2 separate regions of the Homo sapiens genome follow, and region 2 is linked to region 1. A link is an interaction called in ENCODE POLR2A ChIA-PET data of the cell type or tissue named here. Cell type or tissue: A673. All regions are shown on one strand. Links, peaks and the distances in the headings refer to the core of each region. The heading gives the core; the rest is flanking DNA.

Evidence for each region. ChIA-PET counts read pairs that join two places held together with the same protein. Peaks named below come from ENCODE experiments on the same cell type or tissue, not always from the same donor. Only the 100,000 strongest peaks of a DNase experiment are listed, where the experiment ranks them.
Region 2: POLR2A ChIA-PET joins it to region 1 with 10 read pairs; 2 of 35 experiments call an interaction of 5 or more read pairs at or near these places.

What each region holds. Positions count from the first base shown.
Region 1 is chr14:35,252,720-35,261,465 of GRCh38, reverse strand. All of the region lies in intron 5 of PRORP (protein only RNase P catalytic subunit), which reads right to left. All of the region lies in intron 5 of PRORP-PSMA6 (PRORP-PSMA6 readthrough), which reads right to left. Among named protein-coding and RNA genes, the nearest start is that of PSMA6, 35 kb to the left of the region's middle. In A673, for the core only: no CTCF peak of the experiment used is centred there; no DNase peak of the experiment used is centred there.
Region 2 is chr14:35,498,819-35,507,564 of GRCh38, reverse strand. No RefSeq gene overlaps it. Among named protein-coding and RNA genes, the nearest start is that of INSM2, 31 kb to the left of the region's middle. In A673, for the core only: no CTCF peak of the experiment used is centred there; a DNase peak (open chromatin) is centred at 3,714.

The DNA.
Region 1 (8,746 bases), core at 469-8,468:
AGCCACCGCGCCTGGCTACTTGGAATAATTTTTTTAAAAAGACAGAAAATTCAACTTAAGATTCTATGTTAGATCAAAAGTAAAACCAGGAGGGAAAATGGAGTAGATGTACTTCTCCCTATGTCTCCCACTAAGTGCAACTAAAAACCTTGGACATTATATATAAAATAAACATAAGAAGACTTGGAAAGGTAGAGGGAAAAATGGCAAACTGGCTGGGGACCTCAGTACACAAGGACTGACATGGTGGTGAGTTCCCTGGGTTTTCTTTTTGCCACATAGATCTCAGAATTGGAGCTGAAGAAGCTGTCAACCTAGAAATGCCAATGTGTGCAGACAAAAAAACCCAACAAAGGCTTGTTCTCTCTAGCCAAAGACCAGGAAAGAGGCAGTCTTACTCAGAAAACTTGGTAAAATAACATCAGTAGATTATGATGCTGTGTATGTGTGTGAGTCTGTGTATGTATAAAACAAATAGAGTTGGCTGGGTGTGGTAGTTCATACCTGTAATCCTAGCACTTTGGGAGGTCAAGTTGGATGGATCGCTTTGTTGCAGAAATCAGGAGGACTAGACAGACTTCGGGGTAAAGCAGGAGGATCTTTATTGAGTGCACTCAGACCTAGCAGACTTAACATCTAAAAAACTGGGCTAAGAACAAAGACAGCACTTGACTGTTAAATACCCTTCAAAAAGGGGGTGGGCTAGCCTGAAACAAACTTATGGTGGTGCGAAAGCAAGAATACAGAGGCAGAACAAAGACAGTTAATCAAACTGTGATAGGTGCATAACTCAGGATTACACATGACTGTTGCTATGCAATCTAGATGGCTGTTATCTAGGTTTGCCTTAGTGCCTAGCACGGCTTATTCTGTGACATTCACTATGGCACCTAGGTGGCTATAGCTTAGGCCTGCTCAGATGTCTCATGACTTTCACTGTACTGTTTAGGTAAAACAGAATACTTGAAGTTACTAGTTACAGAGAACAGGAATCTATAAACTTATACTATAAGACAAAGGAAAATTTGTTTTTCTCTTCCTTATGTTGAGGGAGTACTGGGAGAGTCTTCAGGGCACATTAGATAGTATTATCAAGACTTTTCTTGGGTCTGGCCTGTGCCTGTTGCTGCCTCTGGGTCAAGTCAGCCTAATACAGGAAAGTTTATTTCTCTTTTTTAATTTTATTTTTTCTTTCTTTCTTTAATTTCTGCCTCAGCTTGAGTTCAGGAGTTTGAGACCAGCCTGGGAAACAAAGCAAGATTTTGTCTCTACTAAAAATAAAAAACATTAGTTGGGGATGGTGGTGTGTGCCTGTGGTCCCAGCTACTCTGGAGGCTGAAGTGGGAGGATCCCTTGGGCCCAGTAGATCAATGCTGCAGTGAGCTATGATAGTGCCACTGCACTCCAGCCTGCGCAACAGAGTGAAACCCTATCTGGAAAAGCTCCCACCAAAAAAAAAAAAAAAAAAAAAACCCGAAAAACCTCCAAAACACCTGCAGTGATCACTAAAAATGCTATACAAAAAGATACACTCAAAAACACTATAGATTTTATTTTATTTTATTTATTTTTTGAGACAGAATCTCGCTGTCCGCCAGGCTGGAGTGCAGTAGTCTGATCTCGGCTCACTGCAACTTCCGCCTCCCGGGTTCAAGCAATTTTCCTGCCTCAGCCTCCTGAGTAGCTTGGATTACAGGTGCACGGCACCATGCCTGGCTAATTTTTTTTTGTATTTTTAGTAAAGCCCGATTTTCACCATGTTGGCCAGGCTGGTTTTGAATTCCTGACCTCAAATGATCCACCCACCTCAGCCTCCCAAAGTGCTGGAATTACAGGTGTGAACCACTGCACCCAGAAAAAAACACTATAGATTTTAAAAAGCCATTATAAAGAAATAAAAACGGAATTCTAAAAAAGTTCAATAGTCCATAGGAAGGGAGGAAAAGTAAAACAGAGACAAAACACAGAAAAGAAAAAATAAATGGCAAATATAAGCCCTAACATATCAATAACAGTATGAGGTATAAAAAGTCTACATATACCAATTAAAAGACAGAGGCTGGCAGAATGGATTAAAAAACATGACCCAACTATATGCTATCTAAAAAAAAACTCACTTCAAATATAATCAAATAGACTGGTGGAAAGTAGAGGGATGGAAAAAGTTATATAGCATGCAAACAATGAAAGGAAAGCTGGAGTGGCTATATTAATATTAAATAAAATAGACTTCAGAGCAGAGAAAATTACCAGAGACACAAAAGACGTTATATAATGGTAACAGGGTCAATCTAAGAAAACATAGCAATCTTAAATGTGTGTACCAAACAACAGAGCTGCAAAATATGTGAAAGCAAAAGCTGACAGAACCAGGAGGAGAAATAGCCAAATCTACAACTACAGTTGGAAACCTCAACACTCCTCTCTCAACAATTGAGATAACTGGACAGAAAATCAGCAAGCATATAGAAGAACTCAACACCATCGTCCAGGTTCATGAATTGGAAGGCTATAGACAGTAAAGGCAAAGGAAGTAGAATAGCTAAAACAATTTTGAAAAGAAAGAATGAAGCAGAAAAATCAGTTAACCTCATTTTAGTCCTTCTTATACAGCTATGGTAATCAAAACTGTGTGATAATACCGGAAGGATACATTCTGGAGTCTGGACTACATAGCACAACAAAATAAACAATACGCGGTTCATTCTAGAGCACATCTAAAATTCCAAACTGATCCCAGAACTAATACCTCCTGAGTACCCAATACCTCAGGCTTAACCTAAAATACGGTATCTCTGCCCCGCCCCCACACCCTGCCTGCCCCATCCCACACAACATCACGGGTCCTCCTTAGTGATACTTTCCCTTACTGATAAGGAGTACACTTGGCCCAGACTTCTGGAATGGGAAGATGGAGGCTTACTCAAGTCAGACTTATCATCTTAGAATTCTTTTTTTTCTCTCTTCTGATTTGGGGTTTCTGTTTCCAATATTTCCTACTATTTCACCTTTCCTTTTCACAAAATTATTTTTCCTTGAAATACGTCTCCTTTTGCCACTGCATTTTCTTTATTCTGATTACCATCGGGGTTAAATTTTAATTTTCTGTCTACTGTTTTTTCTCAAGATGATTAAGGATAATTCTCTAAAAATCAGAAGAATAAAAACATATTTTGCCAGGTGCGGTGGCTCATGCCTGTAATCCCAGTGCTTTGAGAGGCTGAGGTGGGAGGATCTCTTGAACTCAGGAGTTCGAGACCAGCCTGGGCAACATGGTGAGACCCTGTCTCAAACAAATGAACAAACAAACATATTTCAGATTAATATTTGGTTTGAATTTTTCTGGTTTGGCTTCTGCCCTAATTTGGCTTATCTCCAGTAGGAGGAGATAAGAGATTTTTTTTTTTTTTACTCATATGTGACACATCAACTTTTGGCATAAAACTGATGAAAAGTAGTTCCTGAGCTTAGGGTAAAAATATAGTTGGCAGGGCTACATGGGTTAGAAATAACTGTGTAGGGATGCTCCGGAAATAGAAAAGCTGCCTGGGAGGTAAGAGAGGCCAATGAGAGCAAGAGTTTTTCTCAGTAATCCTAAACAGCAAATGTTAACTTCCTTTCCCTGTGCTTATACCTTTTTACCTCCTCCTCTGCAGTCTATGGCACTTCCTGAGGTTTTATGGATTGTAGCTGTTCAGAAACTCTAAAGCCTTTGGGATCTGATGTCTTCAGAAATTAGAAATTCTTCGTCTGTTCCTCAGCAAGATAACTATCATCAATATACCTCATTTATAAGAACATTCATTATGGGATACCTCCAGGAAAGAACTTAAAAACTGTTTTGGAAGCAACCCAAATGTCAATTTCTGGAAGATGAATAGATCGATAAAATGTGGTATATACATATAATAGATTATTATTCAGCCTTAAACAGGAATGAAATTCTAATACATGCTACAACATGGATGAACTTGAAAACTAAGTGAAAAAAGCCAGACACTAAAGGACAAATACTGAATGATTGCACTTACATAAGTTACCTAAAGTAGTCAAATTCATAAAGACAGCATAGAATGGTGGTTGTCAGGGCAGCAGGGAGAGGAGAATGAGGAGCTATTGTTTAACGGATACAGAGTTTCAGTTTGGGAAGATGAGAAAAGTCTGGAGATGAATGGTGGCAACAGTTGCACGACAACATGAAGTACTTAATGCCACTGAACTGTATACTGAAAAATGGTTAAAATGGTAAATTTTATGTTAATATATTTTACAACAATAAAAGATTTTATCAGGCCAGACACAGTGGCTCATGCCTGTAATGCCAGCACTTTGGGAGGCTGAGGCGGGCAAATCACTTGAGGTCAGGAGTTTGAGACCAGCCTGGTTAACATGGTAGAACCCAGTCCCTACTAAAAATACAAAAAACTTAGCTGGGTATGGTGGCAAGCGCCTGTAGTCCCAGCTACTTGGGAGGCCGAGGCAGGAGAATCGCTTGAACCTAGGAGGAGGAGGTTGCAGTGAGCTGAGATGGTGCCACTATACTCTAGCCTGGGCAACAGAGCGAGACTCGGTCTCAAAAAAGAAAAAAAAAAAAAAGGATTTTATCATAAAAATTTTAAATATAAACAAAAGCAGGCAGAATAGCATAATGAACTGCCATGTACCCATCGCTCAGCTGCAATAATTATCAGCTCACGGCCAATCCAATTTCATCTATATACCAATTCACTTCCTTCTCTCGGATTATTTTGAAACAAATCCCAGACATATCATTTCACCTGTAAATATGTTGGAATGCATTTCTAAATATAAGAATGCTTTAAAAGATAAGCACAGGGCCAGGCGCAGTGGCTCACGCCTGTAGTCCCAGCACTTTGGGAGGCCAAGGTGGGCGGATCACGAGGTCAGGAGTTCGAGACCAGACTGACCAACATGGTGAAGCCCCATCTCTACTAAAAATACAAAAATTAGTTGGGCGTGGTGGCAGGCGCCTGTAATCGCAGATGCTCAGGAGGCTGAGGCAGGAGAATCGCTTAAGCCCAGGAGGCGGAGGCTGCAGTGAGCTGAGATTGCACCACTGAACTCCAGCCTGGGCGACAGAGCAAGACTCTGTCTTAAAAAAAAAAAAAAAAAAAAAAAGATACGCACAATTTCTTTTTTCTTTTTTTTTTTTTGAGATTTTGAGACAGAGTCTCGCTCTGTCACCCAGGCTGGAGTACGGTGGTGCAATCTCAGCTCACTGCAGCCTCCGCCTCCTGGGCTTAAGCGATTCTCCTGCCTCAGCCTCCCGAGCATCTGGGATTACAGGTGCCTGCCACCACGCCCAACTAATTTTTGTATTTTTAGTAGAGATGGGGTTTCACCATGTTGGCCAGGCTGGTCTCAAACTCCTGACCTCGTGATCCGCCCTCCTTGGCCTCCCAAAGTGCTGGGATTACAGGCGTGAACCACTGCGCCCAGCCTGATAAAATCTTTTCTTGTTGTAAAATATATTTAATATAAAATTTATGTAACATAAATGTAACATAAATGACTCATATTTCTGAGTCACAATTGTTTTTTGAATAAGGATCTAAAAAATTCCCATACATTGAAATTGCCTGGTATCTCTCTTAAGACTCTGTATAAGCTCTTTATCTATTTATCTTTTCTCCCTTATAGTCTAAGGCATATGATTGTTCATAGAGAATTTCCTCCATTTAGATTTTACCGATTGCATCCCTATGGTATCATGTAACATAGTCTCCAGTCTTCTATGCTTCTTGCAAACTGGTAGTTGAATCTAGAGGCTGTGTTTGGTGGTACATGCATGTAGTCCCAGCTACCTGGGATGCTGAGGTAGGAGGATTGCTTGAGCCCAGCAGTTCAAGTGTAGCCTGGGCAACACAGCAAAACCCTATCTCTTGATAAAATAAAATATAATGGTCCTGATGAATTGAAAAGGCCAGTTCATTTATCAAAGATTAAGAAGAACCTCCTCTGTAAGTCACTAGGCATGTGGTACTTGGAATACAGATATAAAAAAACAGTTATTCCAGCCGGGTGTGGTGGCTCATGCCTGTAATCCCAGCACTTTGGGAGGCCAAGGCGGGTGGATCATTTGAGGTCAGGAGTTCGAGACCAGCCTGACCAACATGGTGAAACCCCGTCTCTACTAAAAATACAAAAAAATTAGCCAGGCGTGGTGGCACATGCTTGTAGTCCCAGCTACTTGGGAGGCTGAGGCAGGAGAATTGCTCGAACCCAGGAGACAGAGGTTGCAGTGAGCCGAGATCACGCCACTGCACTCCAGCCTGGGAGACAAAGTGAGACTCCATCTCAAAAAAACAAAAAAACAACCAAACACAGTTATCTCTAACCTCAAGGTCTTTGCAGTCAAATTAATATAATATAATGTATGCACTAAGATGGAACACAAAGGATGGGCACTTCAATCAGACTGTGGGTGAGGAGGGTGGTCAGGGAAGTCACCACAGAGGAAGTGACAGCAGAGCTGAGTTTTCAGATGAACTAGCCCGGCAAGGAATGGGAATTTCCAAGAACAGGAGCAGCAAGTTGAAGGTGGAGGCTCTTTATTAGCACACTGAATTTGAGGAACTGCAAGGTGTCAAATGTGACTCAAGCAGAGGTGTGGGAGGATGACATGGGACGTGCCAGAAATAAGACTGGAAATGAATGCAAGGGTTAGATCCCAGGGGTCTTTATAAGTTGTATAAAGTCTTTTCCTGCCTGAAAGCAATGGGGGAAAATCAAAGGATTTAAAACAGGAGAGTGGGCTGGGCGCGGTGGCTCATGCCTGTAATCCCAGCACTTTGGGAGGCCAAAGCGGGTGGAGCACCTGAGGTCAGGAGTTCAAGACCTGCCTGATCAACATGGAGAAACCTCATCTCTACTAAAAATACAAAATTAGCTGCGAGTGGTGGCGCATGCCTGTAATCCCAGCTACTCAGGAGGCTGAGGCAGGAGAATCGCTTGAACTCGGGAGGCAGAGGTTGTGGTGAGCTGAGATTGCGTCATTGCACTCCAGCCTGGGCAACAAGAGCGAAACTCCATCTCAAAACAAACAAACAAACAAACAAACAAGCAAACAAACCAAAACAGGAGACTGACATGACTTCCATTTTAGAGAGATCAAAATTGTGGACTGCATGAAGGCTGGGCCACAAAAGGGAGATCAATTAGGAGGCTTCTGCAGTAATTCAGGCAAGAGATAATGAGAAAACTGGCAGTAAAAATGAAAAGAACAGAGCTCTTTGTGAGTTAGTAAAGCAGAATTGAGCAGACTTAGTCACTGACTGGATGTGGGAAACAAGGAGAGGGATAAAGCAAGACAGATTGGACAGCTGGATAGATGATGGTACCAAGATAGAGTCTATGAGAGGAGGAGCTTTTGATATCTCAAGGTGGGAGAGATCTAGTAGGCGGCCAGTTATGTGGCTCTCTACCACTTAGGAGAGGGATCTGGGCTGCAGATAAAGATTTGGGAGTCATTCAGGGAACATGCAATGGCAGGTGCCATCAGAGAGTAGATGAGCCGTAACAGGACAGGTAAAAACTCTGGAGGGAAGATAGTGGAGGAAGACACTTGAGGAATACCATTATTTGAAGGATGGGGTACTAAGAAAAGCTTATAACAGAGACTGAAGCATGACCAAAAAGATGAAAACCCAGGAGACAGTGGTCTCTCAGAAAGAGACTATAAGGAGCATTTCAAGAAGGAGGGAGCAGCTATGTACCAGTGCTACGGGGACACCATGTCAGATAAGAACCAAAGTGTGGCCTACAACCAAGGGGAGTCATTTTGATGATGCCAGAGGGGGCAGGACTGAGATTTCAGTTGGTTCCCTAAATCCTATATAAGGATGCAGTTTGCTTTGCCCAGAGAGACTCTGTCCTATAAGTATAGCTCTATTTTGTCTGAGCAAACAATCGATTCTGCTCTTCATTTCAGATACTGAGTGTTGTGGCCTCTTCAAAATCCCATCTCCCAGAAGCTTCACTGCGAAGGGAGAAAAGTGTGTGTGTGTGTGTTTCTTTTTTCTTTTCTTTTTTTCTTTCTTTCCTTCTTTCTTTCTTTTTCTTTCTTTCTTTTCTTTCTTTCTTTCTTTCTCTCTCTCTCTCTTTTTTTTTTTTTGAAACAGTCTCATTCTGTCACCCAGGCTGGAGGACTGCAGTGGCACGAATCACAGCTCACTGCAGCCTCGACCTCCTGGGCTCAAGTGATTCGCCTCCACCTCCTGAGTAGCTGGGACTATAGGTGCACACCAGCATACCTGGCTAATTTTTGTATTATTTGTAGAGGTGGGGTTTCACCATGCTGCCCAGGCTGGTCTGGAACTCCTGACCTCAAGCAATCTGCCTGCCTTGGCCTCCCAAAGTACTGGGATTACAGGCATGAGCCACTGCACCTGACCAGCAGAAAGTTTCTCAATTTTTTTAAGGATGGAAGAGACTTGAGAATATTCATATTCTGATCAGAAAAAGCAAGTAGCAAGGTAGAGGCTGAAGATATGGGCACAGAAAGGAAAACAAGGTTCCTGAGAAAGCCGGGGATAGAATCTACAGAACAGGTGGAGAGAACACCTCTTGCCACTGAGATGGAAGGATAAGGGTAGGTCTAAACATAGGAAAGTCTGATTGTGTGGTTTGTGTGTAGGTGTGTGTATGTGGTATGTAGGTAGAGATGTGAAGTCATTCATCCTGATATTTTCTGTTTTCTGTGTGCAACAGGAGGCAAGTCATTGGC
Region 2 (8,746 bases), core at 562-8,561, 250 kb before region 1:
CCCTGCACTCATAAGAGAAAGAAAATAGCTAAGTGTATTACATGAAAAGTACCATAATAAAAGTCATTTAAAGTCCTATGACAGCATTAAGGTGGGAGTACTCCCCTCAGTTCCTCAAGCTTCACAGAGGAGTGAACATTTGTGCTATATCTTGAAAGATGAGTAGGAATAAGGTAGTCAAACTAAGAGAAAGGATTGGAGAGTAATAGGGTACCTCAAGCACCAGTAGGGCATGCTGTCATGGGGGTGCATTACTCTCCACTCCAGTTGTTTCCTTTCTTGTCAAGGGACATCCATTAGAGCAATGGTCCTGGACTCTTTCCATCCCTTCACTCATCATTTCTTCCCAGTTGTAGAGGAATTGCTTATTTTAACTAATGAGTTAGGGAGCAGGAACTTGGTATGCTTGACTCAGCCTCAGCCACTTCCTTCCTCCCTCCTCTGTCTGATAGACCTGGTCTGCTCTTGGCCTTACATAAGCTTAGAAATAATTGGTTGCTTATGAGAGATGAGGCCAGTAGTTATCCTGTTCTTCCTGAGACAGGATGGGTAAGTATGTCTAATTCTGGGCTTCAGAATTAAGAAGGCTTTTAGTTTCCATATATAAGCCACATTCTCCAATCTAGGCATTGTTGGTAATAATAGTGATATTTTGTTCTCAAACTGCCTCCTTCAGTTGGTTTAGAACTCAGGCAAGGAACTGGGATGCTATTTGTCGTCCACCCCCTCTTCTCCCCCAAAAAGAAAAACCCTCAAGTAATGTAGAGGCCTAGAGCCATGAAAATCGTGTATTCAGAGTGTTGAAGCATAAAGTGATTGAGAGGAAAGGTGAGAAATGAGACTGGAAAAGTGAGGCCGGATTGTGAAAGACACCAAGCCTTGACAGGAATTCGCTGAAACACTTTGTTACAATGTATAAAGATGGAGATGATATGTCGGAAACTGGCCAAATGCCCAAACAGAGCTTCATTAGATGCGATCCCTTGCTTCTCAGACAGTGACTTTCCAGCTTTATTAAAGTACATTAGAATCATTTGGAAGCCTTGGTAAAATGCAGATCTTGAGCCTCATCTTTAAAGATTCTGATTTAGTATAAGTACAATATGAGTCTCAGGAATCTGTATGTTTAACAAGCTCCCTAGATGATTCTCATGCCATAAATTTTAACTTTTCTTGGCGAAATACTGTTCGAGGGTCTGAGCTAAAACTTTATCATTCTAGAAATTCAGTTTTGTCAGAATAGTCAAAAATGTTCAGATTCATAATCAAGCCCCTGAGATACTTAAATATAAACTAGAGTGCTGACTGATTTAAGTTTAATGCTGACTGATTTAAGAATTAATTAATTAAGAATTTAAGTTTAATGCTGACCGATTTAAGAATTAATTAATTAAGAATTTAATGCTGACTGATTTAAGAACTATAGCTTTAAAAGGACTGGGGTCCTTGGGGCTGTAAAGAACACATCCTCTCTCTGTGGGAAAATCCATATGGGAAGCCACACTGTAACCAAAGATTGCTTGATCACTTTGGATTCATGGCAGTGAGAGTTAGTTGGATCACCATTACTAATGGCATCAAGCTTGTCTGATGTATCCATCTTCACTGTTGAGAATAGACTTGCAAAGGGGATTGGAAGCTGCTAAGGGGAGTGGAAGTTGCTTCCTCTGCCCAGGGCCATGCTGAAGACACACTGAGAAATTCCTGCTCTTGGCCTCTCCTTTTTCTAGTCTCCTTTTTTAACACATTTTTCAGGTAAGATTAAATATAATTGACAAGGTTAAAGATTTAGATATACTAATACAGACACATTTTCTTGAAAATATACTTGTTACCTTGAAAAGAGTTTAGATGCTCCTAGAACTCTACCATTCACAGAGTATTGGTTAGGACTAAATATTTCTATAAATGAATATAAGCTTCATGATGTCAGGGACCTTGACTTCTGGTTCACCACTTTATCCCAAGTGCTTAAAATAGTACCTGACATAAAAGAGTAGTCAATAAAATATATATTTTTGAATAGATGATTAGCCTCATCTATTACATTTTTATTCTTTTCATTTTAATTTTTATTCTCAGAGGCAAACCAATTCCAAAATCTGGGGCTACCTTGCCCCTGCCGCTTATGAATTAACCACACACCTCGACGAAATGCCTAAAGCAAAATCAGCTGCTTTAAAAAAAAAAAATTTGGTTTTTTGTTTCTCACTACTACACTAATGAGGATTAAATTTTTTGCCTTTGTTACACTTTTGTGATTGGGATGTAACATGTTGTCAGAATCTGTTTTCATTTTTACCATCAATCTCTGAGTTTATGTTTTGTGAGTTCCCAACTGGTTAAAAAGAATAGGAAGTCTCTGCTTGCTCAAGAATAAAAAAGAAGAGAAATGGAGATGACTAAATACCATTTCTTCTAGTATTTGTGATAGCCAGCTAAATCTAACGACTTTTTCCTTGACGTGTAAGTGAATATCACCAACCTTCTTCAGAAAAAAAATGTGAGGGGAAGTTCTTTAGCTTCTGAGCTTAAGAAATGTTGATAAATATTTGAAAATTCAACTAATTAAAAATGAAATGCAGCCAGCTAAGCTCCAGTCATTTTTAATTTACAATATTGCTTTGCTTTCGAGGCAATGTAGACAAGTCACAACTTCTTTTGATGCCTGAGGGATTGAAAAAATTAAATCAGCAGGATTGGCTATTGATGTTTTCTAGCAAATGTTTTGAAATCTCTGCCTTTCATCCATCTTGTAGGAAAATAGGATTGCTTTCTGAGCCTTCAAAGATATTAATTCCTTTAATAAATCCTTACTTATGTGTTGAAAACTTCCCACAGTTAGGTTTCTGTAGCAATCTCTACATCGGGGTAAATGTTGCCCGCAGGCAGACTCCCAATTTTTTTTCCAAGTATCATCACTCTTGGTCTGAAACTGGGGCTAACCAACATTACAACAGATTAAACATACCTTCTGTTCAGCCTCTTTTCATAAGATTTCTTTATTATATTCTTTGCAAGGCAAATTTCGTGACAGGCTGTTTGCCTTCCTGGTGATCAGCACTTAATGAGATAAAGCACAAACATAAGCAGTGACTGTCCCAGTTTTGTACTTTGATCCCTGCCTCTCTAACCAATGTGAAAAAAGATAGAGAGCTACCTGAGATTCTTAAAATGCAAAGAATATTTGTCATATAGTAAACCAATCAGAGCTTCATTCAATAACAAGAATAAAAATTGAATATAAGAAGTTAAAAACAAAGCATAGATGTGTGCATGCATGAAAGGTGGGCTTGAGGGGGAAAGGAAGTTGACCATATTGTGAAGATTTTGTGTAGAGCATCTATCTATTTCTCTAATACTTTTCACAACAACAATTGTAGAAAGATAGTAGAAATGAGAAGATAGTACCAAAACTATCAGATGACCCTCTTGAGGACAGCATTATTTCAGAGAGTTTCTTTTATTAAAAGGAGGAAGCATTTATGATGTTGGTTTAAATGTTGTTCTGAGACATTCTCCTTGAAATTCCTGCTTAAGGGATTTAATATTAATGTGCCTCTGCTTAAAAAAAAGTATAAAGTTTTCTCTTTTTTGTCCAAGCCTAAAAAGAAGAATGATAAATAGACTGGCTTTTGTGGGAAAGAAAGAAGCTCAATAATGACAAGTAAATGAGCTAACACCTTTTCCCTGGAGACTAAAGAGGGAGGGACTAGATAGCTTCTGACTATAGAAAGGGAGACGACAAAGGAAAAAAAAATTAGTGCAGTGAGCAGTATTAGGAACGTTTTGAGGGACAGTTTGAGAGCCTGCAACACAGCAGGGTATAGCGTTTCTTTTTCATGAAGAGTCTTTATCTAGCATCCTTGAATTAATAATTTACTTTAGGCTGGTATTTCCTGAAAGTTAAAAATCCTAAGGTTATGAGCCCTAAATAAATAAACAGTATTGTCTTAATACTACTGACCATGAAACTATATATTTAAAGATAAATTTTAGTATTCCATTTTTTCCTATTAAGGTGTAATAATGAAAAATTAAACATTACATTAAATATTCTATTTTTAGAAAAAACATGTTCCTAATTATGTATATAAATGGATAGAACTAGAGATACATATATGTATATGTAATAAGCACGTAATTAGAAAAACTAATCAGGTGTGTACCTTCCTGTTGTCAAAGTCTATCATTTCTTTAAATAGCATGGTCTGCCTTTATTGAGGAAAAATACATAAAAATAAAAATATTAGAATTCCTATAAGTAAATTTTAATTTCATTATTCAAGATGGATCTATGCTTACACTTTACTATAATGCCATCCATAATGGTTTACTCAATGTCAAAAATATATATTATCCTTGATAATTGAACTCTAGAGATCTAGTTGCTAGTTTTTTCCTTTTGCTACTCACCCTCAGTTTCTGATTCCCCAAGTCTGAGAAGAGTTATGAGCATCTCTATTTTTTTATTTTTATTTTTGTGGGTATATAGTAGGTATAAATATTTAGGGGGCTCATGAGATATTTTGATACAGACATACACATCAGGATAAATGGGGTATCCATCCCCTGAACATTTATGCTTTCTTTGTTTTACAAACAATCCAATTATACTATTTTAGTTATTTTTAAATGTACAATAAATTATTGTTGACTGTAGTCACCCTGTTGTATTATCAAATACTAGCTCTTATGGGAGTATTTGGTATTTGGTATTGGAGTATGTACATATGAATATATGTACAAAAATATATTTTTGTACGCATTAACCATCTCAACTTGCTTCCCACTCCTTTCTACCCGTCCCAGCCTCTGGTAACCATCATTCTACTCACTACCTCCCACAAATGAGTGAGAACATGCGAAGTTTGTCTTTCTGTGCTTGGTTTATTTCACTTAGCATAACGTCTATCAGTTCCATGCATGTTGTTGCAAATGAAAGGATCTCATTCTTTTTATGGCTGAATAGTACTCCCTTGTGTATATGAACCATATTTCTTTATCCATTCATCTGCTAAAGGACGCTTAAGTTGCTTCCAAATGTTGGCTATTGTGAATAGTGTTGCAATAAACATGGGAGTGTAGGTGTCTCTTCAGTATACTGATTTCCTTTCTTTGGGGTATATATCTAGCAATGGGATTGCTGGATCATATGGTAGTTCTGTTTTTAGTTTTTTGAGGAACCTCCAAACTGTTCTCCATGTGGTTATACTAACTTATATTCCCAACAACAGTGTACGAGGGTTCCCTTTTCTCCACATTCTCACCAGCATTTGTTATTGCCTGTCTTTTGGATAAAAGCCATTTTAACTGGAGTGAGATGATATCTCACTGTAGTTTTGATTTGCATTTCTCTGATGATCAGTGATGTTGTGCACCTTTTCATATACCTGTTTGCCATTTGTGTGTCTTCTTTTGAGAAATGTCTATTCTGATCTTTTGGCTATTTTTAAATTGGATTATTAGGGCTTTTTTTTTTTTTTTTTTTTTTTGCCCTATAAAGTTGTTTGAGCTCCTTTATATTCTGGTTATTTATCCCTTGTCAGAGGGAGAGTTTGCAAATATTTTCTCCCATTCTGTAGGTTTTCTCTTCACTTTGTTGATTGTTTCCTTTGCTGTGCAGAAGAAGCTTTTTAACTTGATGTGATCCCATTTGTCCATTTTTGCTTTGGTTGCCTGTCCTTGGGGTATTACTCAAGAATCTTTGCCCAGTCCAACGTCCTGGAGAGTTTCCCCAATGTTTTATTTCAGTAGTTTCATAGTTTGAGGTCTTAGATTTAAGTCTTTAATCCATTTTGATTTGATTTTTGTATATAACAAGAAATAGAGGTCTAGTTTCATTTTTCTCCATGTGGATATCCAGTTTTCCCAGCACCATTTATTGAGGAGACTGTCCTTTCTTCAATATATGTTCTTGGCACCTTTGTCGAAAATGAGTTTACTGTAGGTGTGTGGATTTGTTTCTGGGTTTCCTATTTGTTCCGGTGATCTGTGCTTTTATGCCAGTACCATGCCGTATACTCTAATGGTTTAAAAACTATACTACTATATTACTATAGCTCTGTAGTATAGTTTAAAGTCAGGTAATGTGATTTCTCCAGTTTTGTTCTACTTCCTTGGGATAGCTTTGGCTATTCTGGATCTTTTGTGGTTCCATATAAATTTTAGGATTGTTTTTTCTATCTCTGTGAAGAACGTCACTAGTATTTTGACAGGGATTGCATTGAATCTGTAGATTGCTTTGGGTAGTATGGACATTTTAACAATATTGATTCTTGCAATTCAGGAACATGGAATATCTTTCCATCTTTTATATCCTCTTTAATTTCTTGCATCAATGTTTTAGTTTTCATTGTAGGATCTTTCACATCTTTGGTTAATTTCTAGATATTTTATTTGTAGCTATTGTACATGGGATTGTTTTGTTGATTTCTATTTCAGATTTTTCACTGTTGGCATATAAAAATATTACTCATTTTTGTATGTTGATTTTGTATCCTGCAGCTTTACTGAATTTGTTTATCAGTTCTAATACTTTTTTGGTGGTGTCTTTAAGTCTTTCCAGATGTAAGATTATATTATCTGCAAACAAGGATAATTTGACTTCTTCCTTTCCAATTTGGATGCCCTTTACTTATTTTTTTATTTTATTTTATTTTATTTTATTTTATTTATTTTATTTTATTTTATTTGAGGCAGGGTCTCACTCTGCCACCCAGGCTGGAGTGCTTTGGCATGTTCATAATTTACTGCAGCCTTGACCTCCCAGGTTCAATTCATCCTCCCACCTCAGCCTCCCAAGTAGGTGGGACTACAGGTATGTGCCATCACACCTGGCTAATATTTTGTAGAAATGGGGATCTCACTATGTTGTCTAGGCTGGTCTCAAACTCCTGGGTACAAGTGATCCACCCACCTTGGCCTCCCAAAGTGCTGGTATTACAGGTGTGAGCCAGTAATGGCTGTGCCTGGCCCTTTATTTCTTTTCTTGTCTGATTGCTGTAACTAGGACTTCTAGTACTATGTTGATGAAAGTAGGCATCCTTGTGTTCTAGATCTTAGAGGAAAGTATTTCAGTTTCTCCCCATTCAATATGATGGCAACTGTGGGTCTGTTCACATACGACTTTTATTATGTTGAGGTATATTCTTTTTATATCCAGCTTTTTGAGGGTTTTTATCATGAAGGGATACTGAATTTTATCAAATGCTTTTTCAGCATCAACTGAAATGATCATATGGTTTTTGTCCTTCACTCTGTTGATATGATGGATCCCACTGATTGATTTGTGTTATGTTGAACCATCCTTGCATCCCTGGAATAAATCCCCCATGGTTATGATGAATGATCTTTTTAATGTATTGTTGAATTCAGTTTGCTAGTATTTTGTTAAGGATTTTTGCACCAGTGTTCATCAGGGATATTGGCCTGTAGTTTTCCTTTTTGCTGTGCCCTTGTCCGGTTTGGGTATCAAGGTAATACTTACCTTGTAGAATTAATTTGGAAGTATTTCCTCCTCCTCTATTTTCAGAATAGTTTGAGTAGGATTGGTATTAGTTCTTCTCTAAATGTTTGGTAAAATTCAGCAGTGAAGCCATCGGGTCCTGGGGTTTTCTTTGCAGGGAGACTTTTTCTTTTTCCTTTTTTTTTTTTTTTTTAGGAGAGGAAGGGGAGAAAAGAAGAGGGGAGGAACTGAGAGACTTTTTTTTTTTTTTTTTTTTGAGACAGAGTCTCACTCTGTTGTCCAGGATGAAGTATAGTGGCACTATCTTGGCTCACTGTAACATCCACCTCCTGGGTTCAAGCAATTCTCCTGCCTCAGCCTCCTGAGTAGCTGGGATTATAGGTGCCCACCACCACGCCCAGCTAATTTTTGTATTTTTAGTAGAGATGGGTTTTTGTCATGTTGGCCAGGCTGGTCTCAAATTCCTGACCTCAGGTGATCCGCCCACATTGGCCTCCCAAAGTGCTAGGAGTACAGGCATGAGCCACCATGCCCAGCCTGGGAGACTTCGTATTATGGTTTCAAGCTCGTTATTTCTCATTGGCCTGTTAAGGATTTAGATTTCTTCATGGTTCAATCTTGGTAGGTTTTATGTGTCTAGAAATTTATCCATTTCTTCTACATTTTCCTGTTTGATTGCTCATAGTAGCCACTAATGATCCTTTGAATTTCTGCAGCATCAGCTGTAATGTCTCCTTTTTCATCTCTGGTATTAATTTGAGTCTACTCCTTTTTTCTTAGTCTAGCTAAAGGTTTGTCAATTTTGTTTATCTTTTCAAAAAATCAGCTTTTTACTTTGTTGACTTTTCTATTATTTTCTCCATTTCAATTTCATTTATTGGCATTCTGGTCTTTACTTCTGCTAATTTTGGGTATGGTTTGCTTCTGCTTTTCTAGTTATTTAAGATGCATTGTTAGGTTGTTTATTTGAAGTGTTTCTACTTTTTAAAATTTAGGCACTTATAGCTACAAATTTCCCTCTTAGTGCCTTTGCTGTGTCCCACGGGTCTTGTTTTTTTGTTGTTTTTGTTGTTGTTTGTTTGTTTTTTGAGATGGAGTCTCACTCACTCTGTTGCTGGGGCTGGAGTGCAGTGGTGCAATCTCAGTTCACTTCAACCTCCTCCTTCCAGGTTCAAGCAGTTCTCCTGCCTCAGCTTCCCAAGTAGCTAGGATTATAGGCATGTGCCACCATGTCCAGCTATTTTTAATAGAGACAGGGTTTCACCATGTTGGCCAAGC